2 separate regions of the Homo sapiens genome follow, and region 1 is linked to region 2. The links are chromatin contacts, found by Hi-C in ENCODE. All regions are on one chromosome and are shown on one strand. Each heading gives the region's core, a stretch centred on a gene start or an enhancer-like site at or near the end of the contact. The rest is flanking DNA. Distances are from core to core; before and after follow the strand shown. Region 1 overlaps NBAS (NBAS subunit of NRZ tethering complex). Region 2 overlaps LPIN1 (lipin 1).

Region 1 (6,592 bases), core at 2,510-5,009, 3.6 Mb before region 2:
ATTTTTCTTCCCCAGCATTTTTATTGAGAAAATTTAAAATTCACAGTAAAGTTGAAATAATTTTGCAGTGAACTCCTGTTCAATCCTGCTCATTCTCCGTTCACTCCCGTACACTCCTGTGTACCCTCCAGTTAATATTGCCACATTTACTGTACCTGTATTTTTCCACCCCTCTATTCATCAACCAAACCCAACTTCTTTTCTGATGCATTTCAAAGTAAATCATAGATATCAGTAAACTTCACCTCTTGACACTACACTGCATATCTTTAACTATTTTTTACTTTTGTGTGTTTTAAAATTTACAGTGAATTACAAAAATCTTAGTTGTATGATTGTACAGATTGTGACAAGTGCAGCACCTGTGTAACCCTCACTCCTGTCAAGATGCAGACCTTATTGCCACCCTAGAAAGTCTTAGCCTCTTCCCAGCACACGCCCAACCCACACTTCCGACAGGGCACCCCATGCTCTGATTTTTCCCCACTGTAGATTAGTTTTGATTGTTCTAGAATTCATTAAATGCAATCATATATTTTGTATAACAAAGTGAAAGTTTTTGAGATTCATCTATGTTGTATCCATCCGTAGGTTTTTGTTTTTGTTTTAAATTATTGAGTAGTATTTCATTGTAGGCATATAAAACTGTACATCCACGCTCCTATTAAAGGATACCTGGGGTCTTTCAGCTTATGGTTGTTATTGTTTTAAAAAGCTGCTGTGAACTCTCATACAAGTATTTTGGTGGACATGTGTTTTCATTTCTCTTAGGTAAATTTTAATGGTATTGCTGGGTCAAAGATTATGGGTTTGTTTAGTTTTATAAGGGACCGCCAGAATTCTTTTACTTTCAGCTGTTGTGGATTTTTTGGGCTGTGGTTTTTCAAGACTGTGGGTTTTCTATCTGAGTTTTACCTGCCCAGCATGGCACGGGCAGGAGCTTGCCCTCAGGATTGAAGCTGTAAAGATGGGAAACTCACCAATACCATTCATTCTTTCAAATGGCAGCCATCTTCCAGTTTTTATTGGCTTTAGGTAACTATCCAGTGGCTTTTAATACTTGTTTTTTGTTGTTGTTGTTATTTGTTTGTTTTGTGATGGAGTCTCTCTCTGTTGCCCAGGCTGGAGTGCAGCGGTGTGATCTTGTCTTGGCGCACTGCAGTCTCTGCCTCCCAGGTTCAAGCAATTCTCATGCGTCAGCCTCCTGAGTAGCTGGGACTACCGGTGCATGCCATCATGTCTGGATAGTTTTTTTGTATTTTTAGTAGAGATGGGGTTTCACCATCTTGACCAGGCTGGTCTCAAACTCCTAGCTTCAAGTGATCCACCTGCCTCGGCCTCCCAAAGTGCTGGGATTACAGGCATGAGCCACCATGCCCGGCCTTTTAATACTTGTTTTTTATATTTTATCTAGAGTTTACAGTTTTAATCTGTAGGAGGGCTGTCTGGATAATAGAACCCAATCACTGAAGAATTTAAATAGAATTACTATTCTGGATTTCACTGGAGTTCACCAGGTGACGTGTGGTTAATGTCTGAGTCATAGTTTCCTAGAAAGAGTAATAGAAAGCCAGAGAGCCTTTTGCTTAGGATTAATTCTGAGGAGTCAACTCATGAATGAAGTCTTTAACTGGTCAAAATAATTTTGCACATTCTCCAGCTGGCTTGGGTGGTTGAAACAGATGTCAAGAAGTCCCTAGGGAATTAGACCTCATGGATGTTCAGGTGGGTGAACTGCACAAGCTCAACAGCATTTCTGGAGGAGATGCTCAAAGTGAGAATTTAAAAACCACATGGCAGTAGCAATGAAAATTGCAGTTGCATGTGTTGTTTGACCCAGTAGCTCCACTTCTAGGAATTTATCCTAAGAATATCTTCATTCACATTCTTAAAATGGCATATATTAATTGTTTGTCATAGCATAACATTGTCAATCGCCTGATAGGTACTGATCAAGAAAGACATCGATTTTATTTTGGGTCTTCTGTTTCCTGTCTTTACAGATGAACTGCCTTTCTGAGTTTGGCAGATTTACATAAGCTTCCAAGCCTGTGTAAAAACAAGATAATACTATCTTCTTGCAGGATTTTTGAGACACATAGAGCTAAGTGATATAAAACACCTATTTCATGTTTGGCTCCTCAGAGCATATATTTTTAAAATTATATGTATTTGTGTTTTAGATTAATTTTATTATTTTTGTTATACAAAGCAATGGCATGAGCACAGGCAGAGAGTTTGGATAGCAGACTGATTTGGTTGACATACAGGGTAGGTTTAATGGCAAATTAAAACCACAAATTAAAGTTGGCCCATATTTATGGAGACTTTAAACGCTCCATAGGAAATGTTAACTTTCGTTTTTTAGGGAATGGGAAACTAATGAAGATTCTTTTTCTGAGCTAGAGAATGACACAATTACTGAGTGCTTGAGTAAAATTAATATGAAACTGCTATTTTAAGAAAGTGCTGGAAGGAGAAAGACTGAAGGCATCAGGTAGAGCAGCATTGGGGGGCTATTGAAATGGTCTAATTTTTGAACAATTAAAGCCTAGAGTTTGTGGCAGTGAAAATAGAAAGTATGTGTGAAAGAGTTCTTTGGAAATTATTCAGTTGGATTTGACGAGGAACCAAGTGCTGGCAGCAGAGGAGAGGATGAAGTCCAAGATGACTCTGTGGTGTTAAGTTTAGTTTATTGGGAAAATAAGGTACTATTTTAGAAATATGAAAGTTATTGGGTAAAGAATGATTAATTTGAGGTAGCATTTGAGTGGCAGTGTCCAACAAGGAGTTGGTAAGGCCAGTCTTATGAGATGGTTCAAACCTAAATAGTGGGAAAATAGACCAGGGTACCAGCTGAATTTAAGGATAGAATTGAGACTGGGCATGGTAGCTCATGCCTGTAATACCAGCACTTTGGGAATTCGAGGCAGGAGGATCACTTGAGGCCATCAGTTCAAGACCAGCTTGGGCACCATGAAAATACTCCGTCTCTATAAAAAAATTTTAAAGCAATAGTCTGGTGTGGTGGCACACGCCTGTCATTCTAGCTACATGGGAGGCTTAGGCAGGAGGTTCACTTGAGCCCAGATTTTGAGGCTACAGTGAGCCAAGACTGTCCCATTCTACTACAGCCTGGGCAATAGACTGAGACCCCATCTCTTTAAAAAGTAAAGAAAAAAAAAGAATGTAGTTGAATTCTCTAGGTGAGGATGTAAGGTGGGATTAAGAGATAGTGAAGAACTGACCTAACTGAATACTCACATTGAAGAATCAAGGACGAAGATCTGGTGACGCACACAGAGGAGGATCATCTGAGGAACAGATGCAGGAGAACTCAGTGTCCTTGAAGCCAAAGGCAGGCCTATCTGGCAGTGCCTAGTGCTACAGTGAGATTTAAGAGAAAAAGAAGAGAGAAAAGACCTTGGGTTTGGTGACCTTTGGAGGTCATATTACTTGGGACCCAGGGATGGAGGGACTTGAGGAAAGAGGGAGTGTCAAGGTAATGGGTGCAGTGGGGCAGACCACTCATTTGTAAGGTTAGCAGTGAAAAGAAAGGGGACTGTGGAAGTTGTCAGAGTGGAGAGTTATCAAGGGGAGAATTCTTTTCTAACACCGAGATGATTTGTTTGTGTGTTGGCACTAGGCAAATAAAAAAGTTACTGTGACTCTGAATCCTCTCTTGTAAGTTGAGGAAAACATCTAACTTCTTCCGTAGAGAGGTTGTGAGGGGGAACTAATTCAAATGATTGCTGAGTGCTCGTTGAGAAGCAGCTAAGCCACAGGAAATAAGATAACAGAGGTTTGTCAGCTCATCAAGTGTGACTATTTAAGTCTGTTCTTGCTTCTTGGTGAAATTAGTCTTTATGCTTAAATGCAATTGTTAATTCATTAATAATTATGATTTATCTAAAATGGAAATAATTGTCTCTGTTGCACTGTGGTTGTTATTGGAAGAACCTTTTATCAATCATTTTTAGTGGGAAACGAAAACATGTTGTAACTGAAGAAAAGAATTTGCTTACTCAAGCCTGTGGTTTATAGAGGGATGGAGGGAACCTACTGGGTACTTTCTGTGTGCTAGAGTGATGCTCTGCACTTTGCATACTTTACTTCATTTAGTCCTTATTTACTGCTTCAGACCCCAAATGCAAAATGCTTTGAAAACCAGAAAGATTTTTATAATTTGTTTGGCATCAAAACCTGAACTAAACTGACATGAGGCTACTTTATAGTCTGCTTATCTCACTTAATATGAGTATTCAGATGTTTTGCAGCAGATATATTAATGTCTTTGATTATTGGGTGTTCCCACACCATACTTAGGGTGTTATGTAATACATGATATGTATATAGCACAACCTCCTAAAGTCCAAAACATTCTGAATTCTGGAACTCAAAATTATGTAGTCAATCAGTTGGGGACCTGAGCTTTGATCCCAGGACTTTCTGGTTCTGACAATGGTTTCCTTCCTGCTGTATCATTCTGTTGGATTTTGTAGGCAAGAGATTCATTATATATGTATAGATTTTGTTGTAGTTGTTGTTCTAAAACATGCCTGGGATTTTGGTTTTATCTGGGTATTGGTAAGACACACAGACATGGAAACGATTGTCACGAAGGAAGAAGTTTATATTCACAGATGCCTAAAAATGGAAGGCAGGACACACCCAGGTGGGGAAGCATCCTGGTGGTTTAGAGGCAGAAGGAGCCAGGAGAAGGCATGGGTGAGGGCCCAGGTTTCGTGGGAAGTAATAGGCGAGGCAGGGTAGACAAGTGTTGAGATTACGGGCATGAACCCCCATGCCCAGCTACCTCTTCTTTGATCTTGTAATAGCTTGTACAAAATTTGATTTGGGCCCTTTGAATTACATTTTACATTATTTGTTTAGAGTCTTTTTATTCTTGAAAGGATTCTAATTCATAAGGCAATGTCTGGTTCAAAGAAGGTTCTTGTTGATGTTGAGTGAAGGAATAAATTTGGAAGTAGACCTTGAAATAAATAGCTTTTGATTAGAAAATGTCTCTAAAACTGTATGATTCCTTGCAGGAGCTGAGGCTGACTGGTGGTCCATTTGGTTCCTAAGGTTCGGATAACATGTAGGAAATAAATATTTGGATAACTGATGTTCCCTTTGTAGATACACAGTGGGGAAGACACAGTAGGTTTTCTCTGTGAATCATCCACAGGAAATTTAGAGTTCTAGGTCAGCCTCTGACACTTGAGCCATTTGTAGTTTCCTTCTCACCCTCCCACCATCCCCAGTGCCTAGACTATCAGCTAAACAGAGATTATACAAACAACTTAAATGTCAGTCTAAGTAAGACATAATTGGGAGGGTAAATCTTCTGGAAAAATCATGTGGTGCATTTCCAAAGTCAAATATCATTTCCGTTGAATTATTCGTATACTATCCCCTTCATTAGTGCCGATCATGAGCATCTGTGTTTTTTAAAAATAAAGGATTCATATTGTGATTACATATGACTACTTAGTATTTGCTACTGAGATGCTAAATGAATAGGATACATCCTTATTGAAACAAGCTGTGTACAAACACAGACCGTATTGACAATGCATACTCTTATGTTAAAGCTATGACATTGGCAAGTTGTGGTTTGTGTAAAAATTTATGTGAAAAAGACAAGTTTTTAATGGTTGGGATATTTTAAGACATACAAGCAAAATGAAAGACTGATTTTCTTTTTGTGGAGCGTGATGAGGAGGGGTGTTATTGGAAGGAACAAAATCATATTATCATCATTGTAGTAATCAAAAGATTTACTCTAAATTTGCACTCCTAAAGCTATTTTATTGCTCTGATCTTTAGTACTCATATTATCACCCTCCATATTAGCTAACATTGATACACAATTTTGCAGCATGGTCTGCATCTTTAAAACCAAAATACCCAGCTCTAGGAAACCAGCCTCTCTCATGTCTTTGCACTTAACCTTTGCAGCTGCCCTGACAGAATTTCCTCATGTGTAAGTAACCAATAGTATACTTTTTCTGAATTAAGGCAAGGTTACTATTTAACACAGTTCCATATGATCTGTTTTTAGATGGTGCTGAACAGCCTTTCCTAAAAGGTCTCTGCCACTAATTATTTGTTGAAATCTTATGGGGCTGAAAACATGGCATTTAATAACTATGAATATCATATGCAACCTCAGTAAAATAATGTTTCTTTTTCTGCATTCAGTTCTCTTGCAACTAGCAAGTGAAGCCTTGCCAAATGACATGACCTTGGCTCTTGCTTACCTTCTTGCCTTACCACAAGTAAGTTTGCCCTTACCAATGAAGAATTTAAAATGACTAAATGGAAAATGTATGCTGTGAATTTTCATCGGTAAAATTGTTTATTGCATGCCATTTCCTCCTGTTTCTTTTTTTTCTTTTATTTATTTATTTATTTATTTATGTATTTATTATTATACTTTAAGTTTTAGGGTACATGTGCACAATGTGCAGGTTAGTTACATATGTATACATGTGCCATGCTGGTGCGCTGCACCCACTAACTCGTCATCTAGCATTAGGTATATCTCCCAATGCTATCTTTGACAAAATTCAACAACCCTTCATGC
Region 2 (6,339 bases), core at 1,402-3,901:
TCTACAAAATACCCCATCTCTACAGAAATACAAAAATTAGCATGATGGTGAGTGCCTGTAATCCCAGCTACTCGAGAGGCTGAGGCAGGAGAATTGCTTGAACCCAGGAGGCAGAGGTTGCAATGGGCTGAGATCACGTCATTGTACTCCAGCCTGGGCGACAGAGTGAGACTCCATCTCAAAAAAATATAAAATAAATAAATAAATAAAGGGATTTGAATTATTTTAGTCCACGCCTCTTAATGGACAATTCAGGAATCTGCTGTTCCACTCATTTATTATGCAAGTAAATAACAATGATTTTAATTCCCTTTCTAGTTCCTTCAACTAGAACATTACCTAAGGCACGTTATCTGGGACATAACAGTGGGTCCATTTTCACATTGTGGGTTTGCTCCTTGGAAATGAAATGATGTCATGGTAAGCAACATCTAATTATATATAAGACTGGCCGAGCAAATGCAAATGCAAAACTGTCTCAATAAATGTACTCTTACAATCCCCGTTTTTGTTCATCTTTCTCACTTGTACTTTTCTTCCTACTCTCCTTTCTTTAAGAACTAAGTGGCCAGGCGTGGTGGCTTATGCCTGTGATCCCAGCACTTTGGGAGGCCAAGGCGGGCAGATCATGAGGTCAGGAGACCGAGATCATCCTGGCTAACACGGTGAAACCACGTCTCTACTAAAAATACAAAAAATAAGCCAGGCACAGTGGCACGCACCTGTAGTCCCAGCTACTCAGGAGGCTGAGGCAGGAGAGTCGCTTGAACCCAGGAGGCGCAGCTTGCAGTGAGCCGAGACGGCGCCACTGAACTCCAGCTTGGGCGACAGAGCGAGACTCTGTCTCAAAAAAAAAAAAAAAAGAACTAAGTGTCTTGCAGGAGTTGAACAATAATTACCCCTCAAATCTGGATTTCCACCTGCCTCCTCCATTTCCTCCCCCGGCTGTCCAGGTATATGACCCCTTCATAAACATGCCCACACAACTCTATCTTTCAGCCTCAACCTTCTCCTCAGCCCTCCAGCCCAGCCATCCAGGGCAGTAGCTTGATCAATATTACTGTCATTTGTCAAGTGGCTGAACAGACATCTGTCTACCAAGTGAGTCTTCTCTCCTTGAGGACAGGGACGAGGCTTGCTCATTTCTGACGCGGTACCTGCCCCATCGCAGGGCCCATCTCAAGCAAGAAACTTTTATTTTTGGTCCCATCACGACATTCCAGAGTGTAAAACAGCAAGATGCACCCACCACCCTCAAAGTAGCTTGGCAAGTCGGGGCACGAGGGGGAAAAGCACTAAAATTTAAAAATGAGAAGAAATGGCCGGGCGCGGTGGCTCATGCCTGTAATCCCAGCACTTTGGGAGGCTGAGGCGGGCGGATCACGAGGTCAGGAGATCGAGACCATCCTGGCTAACATGGTGAAACCCCGTCTCTGCTAAAAATACAAAAAAGATTAGCCGGGCATGGTGGCGGGCGCCTGTAGTCCCAGCTACTTGGGAGGCTGAGGCAGGAGAATGGCGTGAACCCGGGAGGCAGAGCTTGCAGTGAGCCGAGATCGTGCCACTGCACTCCAGCCTGGGTGACTCCGTCTCAAAAAAAAAAAAAAAAATTAGAAGAAATGAAGAAGACAGCAGGAATTGTTCTCTGCCAGAGCATAAATTTCACAAGACAATGCTCCCAAACAAAATTCACTGCAAACAGTTTAAATAAACAGCTGTGACACCTAAGGGTAAGACTGAAAAGCAGAAATGACACAAAATTGGGGGTCGGAAGGCCTGGCTGTGAGTGTTAACTTCTGGCATTTACCAGCTATGTGTGTGGGAGCAGGGTATTAACACAATGGCTCTGACTGAGCCCACCAGGCTGTCATCCTCAGTGGTCAACACAACGACTAGTTTGGAAAGGTCTTTGCTCCTGGACAACACATGCAAAATCTTATTATTGTCATGACCTCCCATAGGAGGTGGCTACAGAAGCAAGGCTCAGGGTTGGCCCTGGATGTGACACCTTCAAAACTGCTCTCACCCGCAGCATCACCACTCCCTGACAGAGCCTCTCAGAAGGTAAAGTCAAAAGCCATTGTTCAAAACCTTCCCTACAACCCTTAAGGACTTAGAAAGGCCGAAACACCCTCCTGGGTTCAGTCTGTGATTGAAGACTTCTCTGGCACTTGCTCAGCTCCGAGTGATTCATCATTTCCTGGAGAGAAGCTACCCAAAACCCACTCACTGCCCAGAGAGCAAACACGATCTGTCACATCTGCCCTCACGGCAGGTGCTTAAAGGGCACCTGTGGGCTTAAGGCACATCCAAGGAGCCTGGTGATTCAAAAGCCAACCTAATATCACTCTGGGATGGGGTGCCCCTTATCTGTGTTCCTGTTATCAGCAGGAAATTACAGCTCTCAGATACAGACCTGGCTGCTGCTCGTGGGGCCAACGGATCATGTCAGGACAACTAAATGACCACCCCTGGCACCCTTCCTCTAGGGAAGGCACTGTCGGCTCCCCAGCTGGGCTTGACAGGGACGATTTTGGGGCTTCCTGCTCACTGCCCTAGCCGCCCTCCTCTGAGCACACTACAGTCAGTGTCTCAGCACCTGGGGACTCTATCTGTGGTCCGCCCAGCACTGGATAAAGTCACAAACATCACGCTGTTACTGGTGTTCGCCGAGATCACATCCACCTTGGAGGTTTACAAGACAAATGAGGATTTTCATCCAAAGCATTTAAAAACACAAAAAGCTTCTAGGAAGTGCCCAAAATGGTATCATGACTAATAAGACTTGCATGAAAATGAAATTGATTTATAAATAGTGTTAGCTTCCTCCTGTAATTTACACTTACGGCAAAGAGGAAGTCTTTTCAGAGCATTGTGGACTGATACTTAACGGCGGTTGATAAGGGTGATGAATTACCTGTGACAAAAGAGGAAGTCTGGCTCAGACTCAGGGTGATACAGGGAAAGGAACACAGACAGAAAGTCAGGCCACCTGGGCAGCAGCCCACGCCCTGCTGTAACTGGCACACACTTATAGGCAGCTGCTGCCCTCTGCCAGGTCTGGATTGACTGAGTCCACCAGCGTCCCTGTGGTTAAACTGTCCTGGCCAGAGTGCCTTGAGGAGCTTCTTAAACAGAAGAGCACAGCTCTGCATCCATCACTACCTGCTGGGAAATTGGGGACTTTCTTGGCATGCCAGGGTTCGTGAGACATTCCCGTCCAAAATACAAAAACTCACTAGAAAAGCTGGAGATGCTTTAAAAGGCCTGCAGGTCAGAGGCCCTGCAAGTCAGAGGCCTTTTAAAGGTCTTTCAATACTTCCTGACAAAAGTGATGAAAGAGCAAAAACAGCCAGCCCTGGGGTCCCGCCACCAAAGCCCTGCCTGTGTTAGGCAGGTGGGAAATTTTGCAGCTCTTGCAGTGAGCTTCCAGGGTGGCAAAGTGGCAGGCGTCTCCTCCTCCAGCACACCCCCACCCTGCTCATCCCCCTCCTTGCCCAGGGACAGGAGGGCGTTCCCATAATTAAGCTCATCTGTAGAACTCCAGCACACAGCAGACGCTCCAAAGCATTCACGACCGCAATTTCATACAGTTCCAGAAAGGACAGCACTGCGGACACTGTCAGGATGAGGTGACAGAGGTCACATGGTTTCTTGCCTCACGATTAAATTAGAAAATTCCACATTTATTCCAAAATTGGCAGAATCCATCTCCAGGCTTCACAAATTGCCAAGAAACGCTGCTTTCTTGGAACTGCCAAAATTCAAAACCCCTGCCACAGCTTTCCTAACCCCACAATTTTTGCCAACACCAGCCACCTCTAGAAGATTAAGGTCAGTTTAAAATGGCCTTGGAGGCCGGGCGCGGTGGCTCACGCCTGTAATCCCAGCACTTTGGGAGGCCGAGGCGGGCGGATCACGAGGTCAGGAGATCGAGACCATCCCGGCTAAAACGGTGAAACCCCGTCTCTACTAAAAATACAAAAAATTAGCCGGGCGTAGTGGCGGGCGCCTGTAGTCCCAGCTACTTGGGAGGCTGAGGCAGGAGAATGGCGTGAACCCGGGAGGCGGAGCTTGCAGTGAGCCGAGATCCCGCCACTGCACTCCAGCCTGGGCGACAGAGCGAGACTCCGTCTCAAAAAAAAAAAAAAAATGGCCTTGGAACAGCTCAAAAGAAAAAATGGACAAAACATATAGACAGTTCACATTTGGCCAATAATATATGAGAGAGATATTCAACCCCATTCATAATTAAAGATACAGGAATCGAAAGAGGCCTTTCAGATGGTCCAAAATCAAAGCATTTCATTAAAACCCCAGGGCCCATGAAAAGTAGGAGAATCAGACATCGTCACTCACTACTAACAGGGTCATAAATGGGGTAAGCAATGTGGCAATGCCCATCTTTTGGGGCACCTATTGGCAAACCCTAGCAACTATACCGCTGGGAACTGATTGTACAAATACAGTAAGATCCGTGTACAAAAACAGTAACTGTAGCATTAATTGTAATAGGGAAAATCAGAAATAACTTAATATCTGTATGACTCTGGCTTAATAAATTATGGGCCATCCACATTGTAAAATGGAATATTATGAGGCTGATAATAAAATGGTAGAGAGGTAGCTCCATAAATATTAACATGAAAATGTATATATAGAATGAAAACAGGTACAAAAATACTTATAATATGGACCCATTGTGGTTTTTTGTTTGTTTGTTTTGTTTTGTTTTGAGACGGAGTTTCGCTGTGTTACTCAGGCTGGAGGGCAGTGGCGCAATCTCGGCTCACTGCAAGCTCCGCCTCCCAGGTTCACGCCAATCTCCTGCCTCAGCCTCCCGAGTAGCTGGGACTACAGGCGCCTGCCACCAGCCTGGCTAATTTTTTTGTATTTTTAGTAGAGACGGGGTTTCACCATGTTAGCCAGGATGGTCTTGATCTCCTGACCTCGTAATCCACCCATCTCGGCCTCCGAAAGTGCTGGGATTACAGGCGTGAGCCACCGCGCCCAGCTGGACCCATTTTTAAAAAATTACATTTGTACATATTTTGATATGCATAAAAAAATTCTGGAATGAGATACATACAAAACAAGATTCACAAGATTCACCCCTGGGGACCAGCCTGGGAAAAGGAGGAAGAGATCTTCACTTTTTATCATAAATACTTCCCATAGTGTTGCTTTCTAGCTTGTGTTTTTTATGTCTGCATGTATTTCATGTCAATTATTAGTAACCTCAGAGAACTGGGAGTGAAGGATGGAAAACTCTGGTCCACTCAGTCTCAGGGTCTCCATCACTGAAACCACTGAGACAGGACAGGGTGCTGGACAGGGGTACTCCTGCTTTGGAGGGAAGGTCAGATGAGTGATCACTCAGCTCCTCCAGCGCTGACACTTTGCAACCCTCAGATACCACAACCCCAGGTGACGCTTGTTCTCACGTTCCTGCCAAGAAATACAAATGGCCTGGATAAAGGTGGGTGTAGACATCTAAATATGGTATGACAACTATGCTGAGCAAAACAGCCCAAGGCTTTGACTCCGATCCTTTGGCTCTTAATTATTTAGCTCACTGATTAAGGACAGGACGTTCTTTTCCTTCAAAGACCCAATGGCACATTCTCTCTACGCACTTTCAAGAGCCCTCTGTCCAAATTCGTGTCTTGGTCAAAAAGAATGCTCTGCCCTTATAACTTTATTTCTGTATTACCCCCCACCCCTACCACACCCCAGCAATTGGGAGGTGGGCATATATCACCTGGGTGTTCCAGGGCACTATTAGGAGACAATATAGCTCAGCAGGTAAGAGCGCAGGCTCTGGAGGTATTCAAATCCTGCCTCCACCTTCCACTAACTCTGTGATCAAAGACAGGTTACTAAGCTCTCTGCACTGCAGTTTCGCATCTATTTTATAAAAAGGGATGACATCAGCACAGCCACCTCATAGGACTGTTGTGAGGCAGTAAATGTAAAGTACTTTTCAAAGCACATGCACCAAATAAAAACCACGTGCTAATTCTGTGACCACAAACTGGTTCCAGACAAAATCCGGTCTTTGAATAACGTCTCTTGCCAGAGGGGACTTTGTATATATCACCTATTTAAATAGTACCTTCCCAAAAAGACAGAGGCAAAGAATATTACTAGTTAAAATGAATACAGAACTATTTGAAGGCTATGCCTACATTCCACATTCTCATTTGCCCAAAATCTGAGCCCAAAGAGGCCACCCCGAGACTGGTGGCATTCTGGCATTGCACAGAGTCCAATGGTGGGACATTGTTTTGCCAGAACAGTTGTCTGGGCGCCTGTCTTGTCTGGTGCCCATTATCCTAA

What was found. A loop is a pair of places that touch in the nucleus more often than their neighbours do. Pooled maps may share reads with other maps.
Region 1: a map with no recorded cell type shows a loop between it and region 2 (10-fold over the local background). The contact joins two enhancer-like sites. A Hi-C loop is called at or near these places in 3 of 37 single-sample maps with no recorded cell type and 3 of 50 pooled maps.

Annotation. Positions count from the first base shown.
Region 1 is chr2:15,308,863-15,315,454 of GRCh38, reverse strand. It overlaps NBAS (NBAS subunit of NRZ tethering complex), which reads left to right. Exons shown (of 52, transcript NM_015909.4): 39 at 6,208-6,284. Among named protein-coding and RNA genes, the nearest start is that of NBAS, 250 kb to the left of the region's middle. Within about 2 kb of position 3,759, at least 3 of the 41 ENCODE cell types and tissues checked have a DNase peak (open chromatin) inside an H3K27ac peak, as active enhancers do.
Region 2 is chr2:11,750,248-11,756,586 of GRCh38, reverse strand. All of the region lies in intron 1 of LPIN1 (lipin 1), which reads right to left. Among named protein-coding and RNA genes, the nearest start is that of LPIN1, 6.8 kb to the right of the region's middle. RefSeq lists an enhancer at 2,583-2,792. Within about 2 kb of position 2,651, at least 27 of the 41 ENCODE cell types and tissues checked have a DNase peak (open chromatin) inside an H3K27ac peak, as active enhancers do.